2 separate regions of the Homo sapiens genome follow, and region 1 is linked to region 2. Evidence: chromatin contacts called from ENCODE Hi-C or POLR2A ChIA-PET data. All regions are on one chromosome and are shown on one strand. Each heading gives the region's core, a stretch centred on a gene start or an enhancer-like site at or near the end of the contact. The rest is flanking DNA. Distances are from core to core; before and after follow the strand shown.

Region 1 (6,569 bases), core at 1,675-4,174, 290 kb after region 2:
GACAGAAACAGTTTCCCTTCAAACCATCATGAGGATTGTTGCACGCCAGCTCTGTCTTAACTTAAATATGACTCCAGGTCAATATCAAAAGGAAGGTGACAGTGTCCACCTACCCATTCCCCAGTAGCTGGCCACATTGTGCCGTCCTAGCCACAGCTGAGCCTGCTCCAGGCCATTCTCTTGAAACACATACTAGCATCCTCCCCCGAGCCCAGCTTCCACTGACAGGCAGGCTCTGAATCCAGCAGGCTGCTGCCTGAAGCAGCTCCCAGCAGGAGCTAGATGGAGGCCGGCAAGGTTACAGGTGCTTTTCATCCAGCCTCACAGGAGAGCACCAACTTCCTGCTGCTAGAAATTTGTCTGCAAATTTTTGTCTTCATTCAAATCGATGGATAGAAGCCGGGAGACACTGGGGTGATATGATAACTTGATTAAGCCCCAGAACAGATGACACGGTAGCTTAAAGGCCATGTGCTCTCCTCCTTAACCTCTCCCAGGGAGACCGCAGGCTTTGCTAGTAATTGGCCCATTGTCCTTCCACTGCGATTCCTGCACAAGCCGGGAATCGCCTGGCTAGGGGCTCCTCTCTGGGGCAGCCTTAAATACTCTCAGACCAGTCAGGCCTAGGGAACTGTGAAAAATACCTGTGCAATGGAACATACCAGAGTCACATTCTGAGAAGCTAAAAATGACCCTTACTGAAAACAATGACCTAGGATATTCTCCCATCCTCAAGCACAACTGTAAATTGCAACACACACAGGGATGAAAGCCCAAGACTGTTAAAAGGTGTTCAAACTTTTAGAATATTCCGTTCTTTTGGGGGAAAATCCCCCTGACCTTTCATTTTTGTCGAGGTTGGTGTCTCCTGCTGGATTACCCATTATTGAGAATGTTTTTGATCAACCACTTCCAGATACTCTGGCATTCACTGGTGTGAGCCCGTCTTGGGTGAGCTAAGGTGGATACCTGTGTATATCATTGCCTCTGGAAAAGAGATAGGTGGGTTCCAAGCCAGAAAGAAGAGTGCTAAATAGAAGATATAAGTAGAGCTGGGCGTGGGGTCGTGAACAGTGGCTCAGGCCTGTAATCTCAGCACTTTGGGAGGCTGAGGCGGGCAGATCACCTGAGGTCAGGAGTTGGAGACTGGCCTGGCCAACATGCCAAAACCTCGTCTCTACTTTAAAAAAAAAAAAAAGGGCCGGGCACAGTGGCTCACGCCTGTAATCCCAGCACTTTGGGAGGCCAAGGCGGGCGGATCCCGAGGTCAGGAGGTCGAGACCATCCTGGCTAACATGCTGAAACCTCGTCTCTACTAAAAATACAAAAAAAAAAAAAAAATTAGCCAGGCGTGGTGGCGGGCGCCTGTAGTGCCAGCTACTCGGGAGGCTGAGGCAGGAGAATGGCGTGAACCCGGGAGACGGAGCTTGCAGTGAGCGCGGCACTGCACTCCATTCAGCCTGGTCGACAGAGCGGGACTCCGTTTCAAAAAAAAAAAAAAAAAAGTAGCCGGGTGTGGTGGCGGACGCCTGTAATCCCAGCTACTTGGGAGGTTGAGGCAGGAGAATCGCTTGCACCTGGGAGGCGTAGGCTTCGGAAAGAGGAGGCTTCAGTGAGCCGAGACCGCATCACTGCACTCCAGCCTGGGCGACAAAGCGAGACTCCATCTAAAAAAAAAAAAAAAAGATGTAAGTAGATATTTGCTGTGATGATAGTTTTGCATTCTATTTTAAAATCTTCTGTCAGTCTTTGTTCAGTGATAGACTTAAGACATTTAAGAGCTGAGAGGGAGCGGAACACGAATCCCCTCAACCCATTTTTTTTTAGGAATATATGAGAGGAATAAAATTCGCTACTGTCTGCTCAAAGTTTGAGTTGGACCCTTGCTGGGGAATGTGAAAAACAAAGCTGTTGGTGACGCTTTGAAAATCAGCAAGGTGTACTATTAAAGGTTAAATAAATGCTATTTTAAATTCTCATTCATTATGATTTATTGCTCAAGTCTCCCTATGAGAAAGAGGGCTACAGTATGCCAACATCACCCCTTTCTGTCTTTGTCATGGGAATGGAATGTCTTTTGAACTGCTAAAGTAGATAATTCCATGCCTGGAAGAAAAACGAAGGCAGGGGGAGGGGAGAGTAGAAGGAAAAAAGATCCTCTCATTTCCTAATAACTGCAAAGGCCAGGAATGTGCCACAGCGGCATTCAGGAAAATTCGGCGATGCGTGCCACCGTTGGGTGCGCGCCCCGTCCCTCTAGTGCCAGGTGGGGGACTGGGAAGCCGCCTCTGCCATCTGCCAAGGACCCACGCGGCCTGAGTGATTTACCCATTCCCGGCAATGGCGAGATTTCTTTCTAAAAAAAAAAGAAAAAAGAAAGAAAAAAAAAATCTTTGTTGTTTCACCGTTGGCCTCTTGGCCTCGAAGGGCAGCGCGCGCCCCGCCTGCAGTCCCCCGGGCCGCGCGGCTGGAAAGGCCTCTCTGAAGGGGGCGTTCCGCTCTGCCCACTGCGACTCCGGCCATTGTCCTCATTCGCCCCGCACGGGGACTGAGGAGGGGGCTTTTTAAGTAGTTCCCCGGGAACAAAGGGGACTCAGGCGCCGGGCTTCATTACGGGCTCGTTGGCCACACCAGCGGCCCCGCCTCTCGCCACAGCCTCGGCCACAACCAGCCCCAGCCAGTGGCTCAAGGCCGCCGCCGCCGCCAGCTTGCTGGCTCCTCCCGGCCCTCCCCCTCCTGCCCCCTCCGTCCCCTCCCCTCCAGCCCCGGGCCCCCGCTGCGCCCACGCCCCGCCGGACCGCTCCCGCCTGCCAGGTAAAAGCAGAGCGCCGGGATCCACCCGGCCCCGGGCCGCTCCAGACCTGCCCCACGCCCTGGCGTGTCCCTTTCCCGGTGGGGACCCTCTAGCGGCCTGAGTTTGAGAGAAGATCTAAGCTAAGCCGCCACAGCGAGGGACCACATTGAGAAGATCGGAGCCTGCCTGGCCGTTGTGAGCCTCCTCTCCTGCGGCTGAACAGACCTAACTGACTACAGCCAGGAGTGGGTCATTCGAGGGTCAGGAGAGGTTTTAGACGTAAAATACACACGTGGGTGACCTCAAACATACTCTCTGAGCCTCTTGTTGAACAAAATGGAGCTAGGCAGTTTGGGGTTCTTTGTTTGTTTGTTTTTACATGGAGTCTCACTCTGTCACCCAGGCTGGAGTGCAGTGGTGCAATCTCGGCTCACTGCAACCTCCGTCTCCCAGGTTCAAGTGATTCTCCTGCCTCAGCCTCCCAAGTAGCTGGGATTACAGGCACGCGCCTCCACGCCTGGCTAATTTTTGTATTTTTAGTAGAGAAAGGGGGTTTCGCCATGTTGGCCAGGCTGGTCTCGAACTGCTGACCTCAGGTGATCCGCCTGCCTCAGCCTCCCAAAGAGCTGGGATTACAGGAGTGAGCCACCACGTGGAGCTAGGCAGTTTTAAGAGTGATCAATAATGTATGAGACACGCTCCTTTCTAGTAGGTGCTGCTTAAATCATAATTAGTGTCATTGTCGCATGGAACCTACAGCATCCAACGTAAGAGGCTTTGAAAAGTGCTTCTGGGCCGGACAAGGTGGCTTCCCCCTGTAATCCCAGCAACTCTTGGGGCTGAAGTGGGAGGATTGCTTGAGGCCAGGAGTTCAAGCACAGTCTGGGAAACGTGGCAAGAGCTCATCTCTAAAAAATAAAATCAATTAGCCAGGCATGGTGATGCCCACCTGTAGTCTTAGCGACTCAGGGGGCTGAGACACGAGAATTGCTTGAGCCCAGGAGTTTAAGCCTCCAGGGAGCTGTGATCACAGCACGGTACTCTAGCCTGGGCAACAAAAGAGACCCAGTCTCTTTTAAAAATTTAAAAATAAAATAAGAATGAAAGTGCTCTGAAGTGATGAGGACCGCAATGGAGCGTCAACAGCAGGCTAGGAAATCATAGCACGTGCTCCTCCACTGAGAGAAACCTCCTCCGTGCGCCCCCTGCTCCTGCCTAAGCTCCTCTGCAGAAGGACCTTCAAAGCCTGGGGCAAGCTCCCCCGCAGGTGCTGCACAATGATAAATCCTGATGCATAAGAGCCCCAGACAAGGCTAATGGGCCACGCGTGGGAAGCCAGGAGGTAATTGAATGGAGAGATTTCCCTGGGTGGCTGGGAGGGCTGCTCCACGCTGAACCATGCCAAGCTCCACTGCTCACAGAGGATCTGGCCAGCGCCCGCAGGAAGTGGGTGAAAGAACATTCACTGGTAGAAAAGAGTGCAGCCTCCCAGGGGAGCTTCCCATAGGGCCAAAGAGCTCGCACTCCAGCTCCTCGGTGGCACCCCGGATTAGTTGAAAGGCTGCCCTCATTGGTGCCCGCCCAGAGGACTCCTGATACATCAGATGAGGCCTGGGCAGGCAGGTGGGAAGCACAAACCCACAGGCAGCTGAGAACAGATACAAATCCTCTCCTCCATCCAAACAGAAGACCATTTGTTCCTTCTCCGTTGGGGTGGGCACTGAGGAAGGCAGTTTGTTGCAGAGTGGAGCAGACAGCAAGCTGACTGCTGTCCCCAGATTGCCGCCCACACCTAACCAGGACTAGCCCTGGGAGCAAGGAGGGAAAATGTAGGACAGTGACCAACGGTGGCCCTGCGGATGGGTGAGCACACTCCTACTCCTTCACACAGCTCATACCAGGCACCAGATCCCAGTGATGCTGTGTCATCCACAGCACACCAGCGGTTACACCTGAGGTTCCCAAAGAAGTAATGGATTTGGCATTTTCTTTTTTTCTTTCTTTTTTCTTTTTTTTTTTTGAGACAGAGTCTCACTTTTGTTGCCCAGGCTGGAGTGCAATGGGACGATCTTGGCTCACAGTAACCTCTGCCTCCTGGGTTTAAGTGATTCTCCTGCCTCAGGCTCCCGAGTGGCTGGGATTACAGGCATGCGTCACCATGCCCAGCTAATTTTGTATTTTTAGTAGAGACGGGGTTTCTCCATGTTGGTCAAGCTGGTCTTGAACTCCTGACTTCTGGTGATCCACCCGCCTTGGCCTCCCAAAATGCTGGGATTACAGGCATGAGCCACCGCACCTGGCCGGATTTGGCATTTTCTTTTCTTTTTCTTTTTTTTTTTTTTTTTTTTTGAGACAGAGTCTTGCTCTGTTGCCCAGGCTGGAGTGCAGTGGTGCCATCTCGGCTCACTGCAAGCTCCGCCTCCCGGGTTCACGCCATTCTCCTGCCTCAGCCTCCCAAGTAGCTGGGACTACAGGCGCCCGCCACCACGCCCGGCTAATTTTTTGTATTTTTAGTAGAGACGGGGTTTCACCGTGTTAGCCAGGATGGTCTCGATCTCCTGACCTCGTGATCCGCCCGCCTCGGCCTCCCAAAGTGCCGGGATCACAGGCGGGAGCCGCCCGCCCGGCCGGATTTGGCATTTTCAAAGCACACTATCGTTTTCTTGCTGGATTGATGTCTGGCAAGCTTGCCTGATAACTGGCCTGGGTGTACTTCCTTCTTTGATTTGTATATATTTTAATCTTTTATTTACATGTCCTGCCTATTTTTTTCATAGTGACCGTGAATTAACTGGAACAGTTTTTTTAATTCTTAAAAAAAGAAACAGAACCCATTGAATAGTCTTAGAACTTAGATCTACCAGTGAGAGAAACTGCTAGTTGAGACTAAAATAGAGCTTTAAACTACCAAGAGATGTAGAGGCCCGGGGCGCTTGTGGGCAAGCACGTGTCAGCATGGGGAGGAAGAGGCACAGCCGCAGCCCAGGACCCATGCTGATGCCCTCACCACTTCCATCCTCTCAGATAAGATCATTTCACTCCTGAGAGAGGATCTTCCTTCTCCTAAAGCCTCCTAAACCTCACGGCCCACACCCAGTCTCTCCGACGTGAAGGGACGCTGTCCTAGGGGCGCCGGGGAGCCCAGTGCAGTCTTCCTGAGGCAAATGTGCCGCACAAGGTTTTCCCCATCTGGGATCGGGGAGCAACTGAAGGCCTGGCTGCTGGAATGCTCCTGAAACACATTAGGTGAGCAGGCCTCAGGCAAGGAGGGATGAGGCCCAGGACCGATGACGCAATCTTGGCCTCCGCTAGAGGGCTGGCTTGGGAAGGAGGTGGAAAGCTTCCATAATGAGATTCCCAGCCCGGCTCAGTCAAGCAGAGGCAGTGACTTTAGCCAAGGGCCTTGCTCTGGATGGAGCAGAATCCTACGGGCTGCTCTTGGAAGAACTGGTTTAATCTAGAGCAACACGGTCTCAAAATAAGGGTATTTGTGTACGGGAGGGATGCTTTGGGGGAGAGGAGAGAATATGTAAATATTTTTTGGTGGTGGTTTTAAAAGTCTGGGGAGAAATCTGCTAAATGAAAAACTTAACATACATTTAATATTCACGTGCATTGCATATAATAAAACAGTCCATTTTAAGTCTAAAGTTTTGCTTTTTAAAAACTCTGTGAAAGCTTCAAAATGAATTTTGTTCAACCTCCTCTCTTAACTCGACACTTAAATATTAACTGAACTGTTTCTGAACTCCGATTTTGAACTAGTTAAAAATCT
Region 2 (6,999 bases), core at 791-3,290:
AATAAATTAAACAAATAAAAAATAAAGACTGATGGAGTCCAACTCAAGAACTTTAATGCAAACAGGCAGGTGTGAGGGAAGAGAGAGGAAAGGATTGCTTTCAATCACCGGCAGCAAGATAAGGAGCAGTCCAGGAAAGTTTTCAGAAGGGGATGACATTGCTATTAAGACTTACGAGCTGAAGGGAATTCAGTAGCTGCAGATAGAGCCTTTCAGATCGAGGAGGTGGCCCGCGAAGGGGATTCCACTGTCACAAAACATAAAGGCTCTGCACTTCCGTTCCCCACTCCTCGGAGAAGGAGGGTAAAACACGAAGGCTCTGCACTTCCGTTCCCCCACTCCTCGGAGAAGGAGGGTGAGAAGAGCTGGGCCCTCAGAACCCAGGACCACATAAGAAGTTTTTTCTGTTTAAGACAGCCTTCTTCTCCACTATTTGTCTGGTAAATACCTCGTCTTCAAGCCCCAGCCTAAGGACGCCTCCTCCGGGAAGCCCACCATGACTTTTCCAGGCAGGGTTAGTTGTCCTGTCTGCTGCACTCCTACTACCCTCTGTTCTAGAGAGTTAGGGAAATTTAGAAGTTAGGCAAACAGGCTCTGCCACCATTCTGCCTGAGTTCAAATCCTTGCTCAGCCACTGCGTTGCTGAGTCATCTGAAGCAAGGCACTCCCCTCTCTGGGCCTCAGTTTTACCATCTGTTAAACGGCGTAACGATGGCACTGTCCTCCTGAAGTCACCGTGAGGATGAAACAAGGCAATGTCCCTAAACCAAGTGCCTGCCGTAGTGTCTGCTCTTGTTACTCATAACCATGGGCTGCTCTTACTGGACGGTGCTTGTGACCGCAAGAACCCTAAGGGCCAGGGCTATTCATCTCTGAATCTCTCTCTGCAGTGTTTAGAGGTGCTGTCCACAAGTCAGGTGTTCAATTTCTATCTTCTGAAGGACTGAACAAAACATGGCTATGAAAAGGGACAAAATGAATCAAGCCTTAATGCAAAGACACAGTAAATGCAGGTGAAATGACGGGAAAGGAGAAAGGAATGTAGGAAAGTAAATGGGGGAGAGGAGACGGTGCACCGCCTTCAGAGGAGAAAAATTCCTATTAAATTCCTGTTCCGCCTGTAATCTCAGCACTTTGGGAGGCCGAGTTGGGTGGATCACCTGAGGTCAGGAGTTCGAGACCAGCCTGACCAACATGGTGAAACCCCATCTCTACTAAAAATACAAAAATTAGCCAGGCCTGGTGGCAGGCGCTTGTAATCCCAGCTACTCGGGAGGCTGACGCTGGAGAATCCCTTGAACCCCGGAGGCGGAGGTTGCAGTGAGCCAAGATCTCACCACTGCACTCCAACCCGGACAACAGAGCGAGACTCTGTCTCAAAAAATAAAAAATTCTCGTTCATCTCTTAACGTGGGGACTTGCCCATTTATATTTGGACGGTATTTTTCTCTGGCTGTCCCACTTCCCGGGGCCTTGGAGCTCCCTCCCCCGCAGGGCGGCTTCTCTCCTCCTCCTCCCTCCTCCCTCCCGCTCCCAGGGGAAGGGCCGCGGCCGCAGCCCTGACCTCGCCTCCCACGCGGGCCAGCAGCCGGCCAGCCCGCGGGCGGGGCAGGAAGGGGGAGCCGAGGCTCCGGGCACCCGAGATCCTTAACTGCAGCTTCCAAAGCCCTGGCTGATCCTAATCAGTGTGGGAAAGGAGCGCCGGGCCCAGCCCGCCGGCCGGAGACGCCGCCTCTTTTCATAAACTTTATCGCCGCGGTGCACAGCCGCTGATAAAGCACCATAAATAAACGAGCGGGCGGGAGTGCGCGGCTGTCTGGAGGCTGCCGGAGCGCACGCCCTGCCTCGGCCCTGCAGCTCCCGGGGGAAATGAATCACACGCCGGGCTGCAAAGAGCAGCATGTTCTCCTCTCCAGACCAAGGCCGTAAATAATAATGCGTTCTTTCCCTACGTGGAGACCCTCACCTTTTGTCTTGTGCATTCCGTAAAAAGCTCAGGAGTTTCCTTCCGGCTGCCTGGCCTCCCCTCCTTGCCCCGGGGGGTTAGGAGTGCTCTGTTCTGACTTAGGCGTTTCCCTAGGGTGGAGCTCCTGGGCCTGGGTTGGGCCTGGGCGTGTGGCTCCGTGATCGTAAGTCCCCTCTGGCTCTTGCACAACAGACCGAGGCTGGAGCAGGGCAGGGAGGCCGCAGTGGGGCCTGGGTTAGGAGGGGGGTGGTTTGACATCTCTAGTGGTAAGTGATGGTGAGCCCGGTTCCCGCCGTGGTGGCCACGGACATGTGTGGTGGATAGCCTGCTGCAGCTGAGTCATCGAGGAACCCTGGGTACAGCTTATTCAGAGGCCAAGGGAGAGTGCATACCCTGATCACAAAGAAAGAAGACTTTGCCCCACTTGATGGCGTGTTCAGCAGGCCGCATGATCCGTGTCCCTTAGCTGTTGAAGTTTTGACTTGGGGGGTGCCCGAAGTTAATCTATGGTACAATTTTGGGGAGTAGAGTTTGAGGATGATTCCATGAACATGAAACAATCTAGAAAGTCAGTGGTGTGTGGAACAGCCCAAAGCAGGCCAGCTCCGCCACAAGGTCCAGTCTCTAACCCAACCCTGCTGCCACTCAGCTCTGTGGCCTCGGGCAGCCACTGCCCTTCTCTGAGCCTCAGTTTCCCCATCCTTCTAATGATCTCTAAAGAGATCTTCCAGCTCTTCTGCTCACTTAGTGAGAAATAACATCCTTGCTATAAATTCTTCCATTTCCGAGGTGTCCCAGCACAGGCCCCTCTGAAGAAACACTGTAATGTCCACTTAGAAGAAACCAGGGCGTGGGCCATTTCTGTAACTGACACCTCGTTAGCGAGATTAGCACTGGAAATTACCTCCTGGGGAGTTTACAGAGGTTCAGGAGCCCTCTAGCCAGAATAAAGTCAGCTTGTGAGGTAAAAAGATTTAAAAATAAAATCCAGTACTTGATTACAGCATTAGGTCAGTGTTTCTCTGCGCCCCAAGGATAAGCTCCATGGTGGCTGGGGTTCTGCTTCCTGTGAGAAGGATTGGCTGGCTTGAAACATCTCATCCCCAAAAGTCAAATGTTTCCTTTAGTGGGAAGCAGGGCCGGGAAGGAAGGAACTTCTGGTTGCAGCTCTAGAGAGTGGAATCTAGGAGTCCTGATAGATTATTTATGGTTCAGCACTCCTAGAGAGTGTGGATTTTGGGAGCTGACTCCTCCAGCCATGGCCAACAAGAGCCGATCACTCATGAAATAGAAATGAACAATGGCAGCCAGGCACCGTGGCTCACGCCTGTAATCCCAGCACTTTGGGAGGCGGAGGCGGGTGGATCACGAGGTCATGAGTTCTAGACCAGCCTGGCTAACATGGTGAAACCATGTCTCTACTAAAAATACAAAAATTAGCTGGGTGTAGTGGCGGGCGCCTATAATCCCAGCTACTCGGGAGGCTGAGGCAGGAGAATTGCTTGAACCGGTGAGGCGGAGGTCGCAATGAGCCGAGACAGTGCCACTGCACTTCAGCCTGGGCGACAGAGTGAGACTCCATCTAAAAAAAAACAAAAATAAAAAATAAAAGACATGAACAAAGGCCTGGTTCTTCTAGTACCCATTTCTGACACCACATGTCCCAGGAAACATGTGGCCCCAGACAGCCTTCATTTCCTGCTCTCCGGACAGAAGGCCACTCAGTCTTGTTTCCTTTATTTGCATAATGTCAAGAAAAATGAGTCACACCAGATTGTCATGTGTTAAGTAATATTGGCAAAGGTTTCCAACTGAGTTTAGAGTTGATTTCTTACCAAGGAACAATCACTCACTCTATTGCTGATTTATTACGATGTGAATGTGATCATTCTCTGAGTCTCAGTTTTCCATCCATGAATCCTTGTGATTTTTAATTTTTCATGTAGGACTGTCACGAGAAGTAAGATTTTTAAATTTCCAGAACAGAAATAGGTAAGGGAAACATCTAAGTGTGACTCCTCCAAAATCACTCTTGCTTCCAATTTTGTCTGCTGTTATGGAGGTCAGCAACTAAGGGAAAAAAAGGAGAAAACACATTAAAAAAAAAAAAGCCTGAATGTAAAAATAATTGGACTAACCTGCCAATTATTTTACAAAGAAGAGAAGCCCTAGTGTAGTGGTCCTGAAACTTTCAGAGTCACAGAGCTTTGTAGAATCTGATGAAAATCACATCCCCCACGCTCCTATGGAGATACAAATATATACTTGTCTTTGCAGGTCATTTCAGGTGTTCAAAGACCCCCTGAAGCCCCACCTAAGGGTCCTGTTAAGAACCTCTGCTCTGGAGAATATTAAAATGTTGAGCCTCTGTTTTCTAAACTGTGAAGAGGATATAGCACTCACTCCCAGCCAGCTTCGTGGAAGAGAAGGAAGAGGCTACATAGACCTGTGCTGTTAAAACATATTGGTTCTCTGCCTGGCAGACATGTAATATTGATGCAGTTCTATTACCATCATCTGCCACAGTCGTTCCCTATTCTGCTTCATGGGATGTAAATTTCTTTACAAGACAGAAGCAGCCCTGTCTGTGAAATTCCCAAAGCAAACCCTTCTGGTAAGCCAGCACTGTAAGTTTTCATACTTGACTGTTAGAAATGTAATGAGTCCCCACGGAGACCAAAGGGAAGGCTGGAGGTAGCTCTGCAGGCTCTCAAAGGGTAATAATTGCTGGGGCAGGAACACACCAAATGATACCCTTGTGGTTTTAAAAGTCAATGCAACTTTCCAAAGAGTCCTACTTTCTCCCAGAGTAGGTTGCAGTACTTGAGAAATAAACCCACTGAAACAAAACGTTGAGTTTGGGGGAAAAGCTCCTGATATATCAGTTAAAAACTAAAAGCTTTTAATGTATCAGTAATATATTAAATAGAATCATCCATTTGGTGCAAGGAACCTAACTGCAATTTCTGCAAATATCACCAGTAAAATAAAGGGATTGGATTAGACTTTGTTGTCCTTTCATCTTCCTGGGTTTGCAAATCCTTTCAGAATTAGATATAAGATATGGTTTCTGGCCCCAGAAAATACATATTTACTAGACATGTAACTCTCACCTAATTTTACTTGCAATTTAGGGACTTTACAAAATCCTGGCAGTCCATTGTGGACGACCAGGTTCATGAAAGCTAAACTACCCATTCTCTAAGGCCTCTTCTGCCTTAATAGGCTTCAGAGACTTCAATTCCTTCACCATTTTGCAGAGCCTCTGCAAGGAGAGGAAGGAGCAAAGTGCTCTTCCTACAGCTGCTGTGAAAATAACCATGCTTTAAACACTCAATTTAGGTTATGTTTAGAAAGCATAGTCCAAATAAGCAGCTCTTCAGGACAATGGCATAAAACTACAACTTGACGTTTTTTTTTTCCTAGAAGACAGGGAATGAGAAGGATGGAAGGCCTGGATAGCGTAAGATAAAGAATGGGGTATGGTTGGAACACACAGATGGCACAGTCCTTGAAGAAGTGAGTGTTAAGGGTCTCAAGAAAGCGTGGGCAAGCAGCAATCTTGCCTCTGTGGGAAGTGGTAAGGGAAGCTACGCAGCTTCTCAACACACAGAGGGGTCCTTCGGACGGTACCTATAGCAGGCCTCGCTGTTGGTCATAAATATTGACTGCCCCTCCCTGAAAGAGGATGATATTTCTCCTTCTTCTTGACATTAGACTTGGCCATGCTATTTGCCCTGGCCAGTGAAATGTGCAGAAATGACATCTCTCACTTCCAGGCAGAAGATCTAAGAGCCAGCTCAAGTTTTACCATGTGCTCTTCTCCCCATCCACGAGGCTGGCAGGATTCTAGGCCTACTGCACCCTCAGTGAAGGGAACGTGGGGCAGCGCTGCAGTCAGCCTCTCAGGCATCAGGTGAGTGCAAGAAAATATTTTTGATATTGTAAGCCTGTGAGATTTTGGAGTTGCTTGTCACTGCCGCAGAGCCAAGCCTAACTTCCTGATATACTACCATCCTCCTTTGGGAAGGAAGAGAGACGGATTGCAGCACCAGCCAGCGTCTGAAGGAACTACGTGCACCCTCCTCTTTCCATCCTCCCCACTCCTGACGCTGTTAACAGCACTCTCCTGTCATGGTTAGTGCTAAGTGTCAATTTGATTGGGTTGAAGGATGCAAAGTATTGTTCCTGGATGTGTCTGTGAGGGCGTTGCCAAAAGAGATTAACATTTGAGTCAGTGAACTGGGGGAGGCAGACCAACCCTCAAAGTGGCTGGGCACCATCTCATCAGCTGCCAGCACGGCTAGAATAAAGCAGGCAGAAGAAGGTAGGAGAAGCTGACTTGCTGAGTCTTCTGGCCTTCATCTTTCTCTTGTGCTGGGTGCTCCCTGCCCTTGAACATCAGACTCCAAGTTCTTCGGCTTTTGGACACTTGAACTTACACCAGTGGCTCTCTCTCTCTCTGGCCTTCAGCCACAGACTGAAGACTACACTGTCGGCTTCCCGACTTCTGAGGTTTTGGGATTCAGACTGGCTTTCTTGCTCCTCAGCTGGCAGAGGGCCTATCATGGGACTTCATCTTGTGACTATGTGAGTCAATTCGCCTTCATCTATACATCCATCCTACTAGTCCTGTCCCTTTAGAGAACCCTGACTAATACACCTCCTCGTCCACTACGACCCAAGGAACTGTAGAGCTCCGCTAAGAGCCAGTAGCCCATCAGTCATGCCCTCTGTAGCAGGTTGAATGATGCCCCCGAAAAGAGATGTCCACATCTTAACCCCCCAAATCACGAATGTGACTTAATTTGGAAAAAGAACCTTGCAGGTATCATTAAGATTCTCCATATGAAATCATCTTGTATTACCAGGATGTGCCCTAGATCCAAGGACAGGTGTCCTTCTAGAGATGAAGAGAAGACAGAGGAGATGGAAGTGATGCAGCTACAAACCGAAGAACCCCTAGGACCACCAGGAGCTTACAGACTCAAGGAGGCTTCTTCCCTAGAGCCTTTGAAGACAGCCTGCAGGCC

What was found. A loop is a pair of places that touch in the nucleus more often than their neighbours do. ChIA-PET counts read pairs that join two places held with the same protein, here RNA polymerase II (POLR2A). Pooled maps may share reads with other maps.
Region 1: a map of endothelial cell of umbilical vein shows a loop between it and region 2 (6-fold over the local background). The contact joins the enhancer-like site here to the promoter of LINC02026 in region 2. A Hi-C loop is called at or near these places in 5 of 168 maps with a recorded cell type or tissue (ascending aorta, endothelial cell of hepatic sinusoid, endothelial cell of umbilical vein and 2 more), 9 of 37 single-sample maps with no recorded cell type and 9 of 50 pooled maps. POLR2A ChIA-PET finds 5 or more read pairs at or near these places in 3 of 52 experiments (AG04450, GM10248 and activated CD4-positive, alpha-beta memory T cell).

What each region holds. Positions count from the first base shown.
Region 1 is chr3:194,294,492-194,301,060 of GRCh38, forward strand. No RefSeq gene overlaps it. Among named protein-coding and RNA genes, the nearest start is that of LINC00887, 15 kb to the right of the region's middle. Within about 2 kb of position 2,925, at least 20 of the 41 ENCODE cell types and tissues checked have a DNase peak (open chromatin) inside an H3K27ac peak, as active enhancers do; they include ascending aorta, endothelial cell of umbilical vein and ovary, where a contact is called at or near this core.
Region 2 is chr3:194,001,619-194,008,617 of GRCh38, forward strand. It overlaps LINC02026 (long intergenic non-protein coding RNA 2026), which reads right to left and starts at 2,041. Exons shown (of 3, transcript NR_033944.1): 1 at 1,967-2,041. LINC02028 (long intergenic non-protein coding RNA 2028) reads right to left here. Exons shown (of 3, transcript NR_136179.1): 3 at 3,838-4,036. RefSeq lists a silencer at 1,567-1,736 and an enhancer at 2,100-2,615.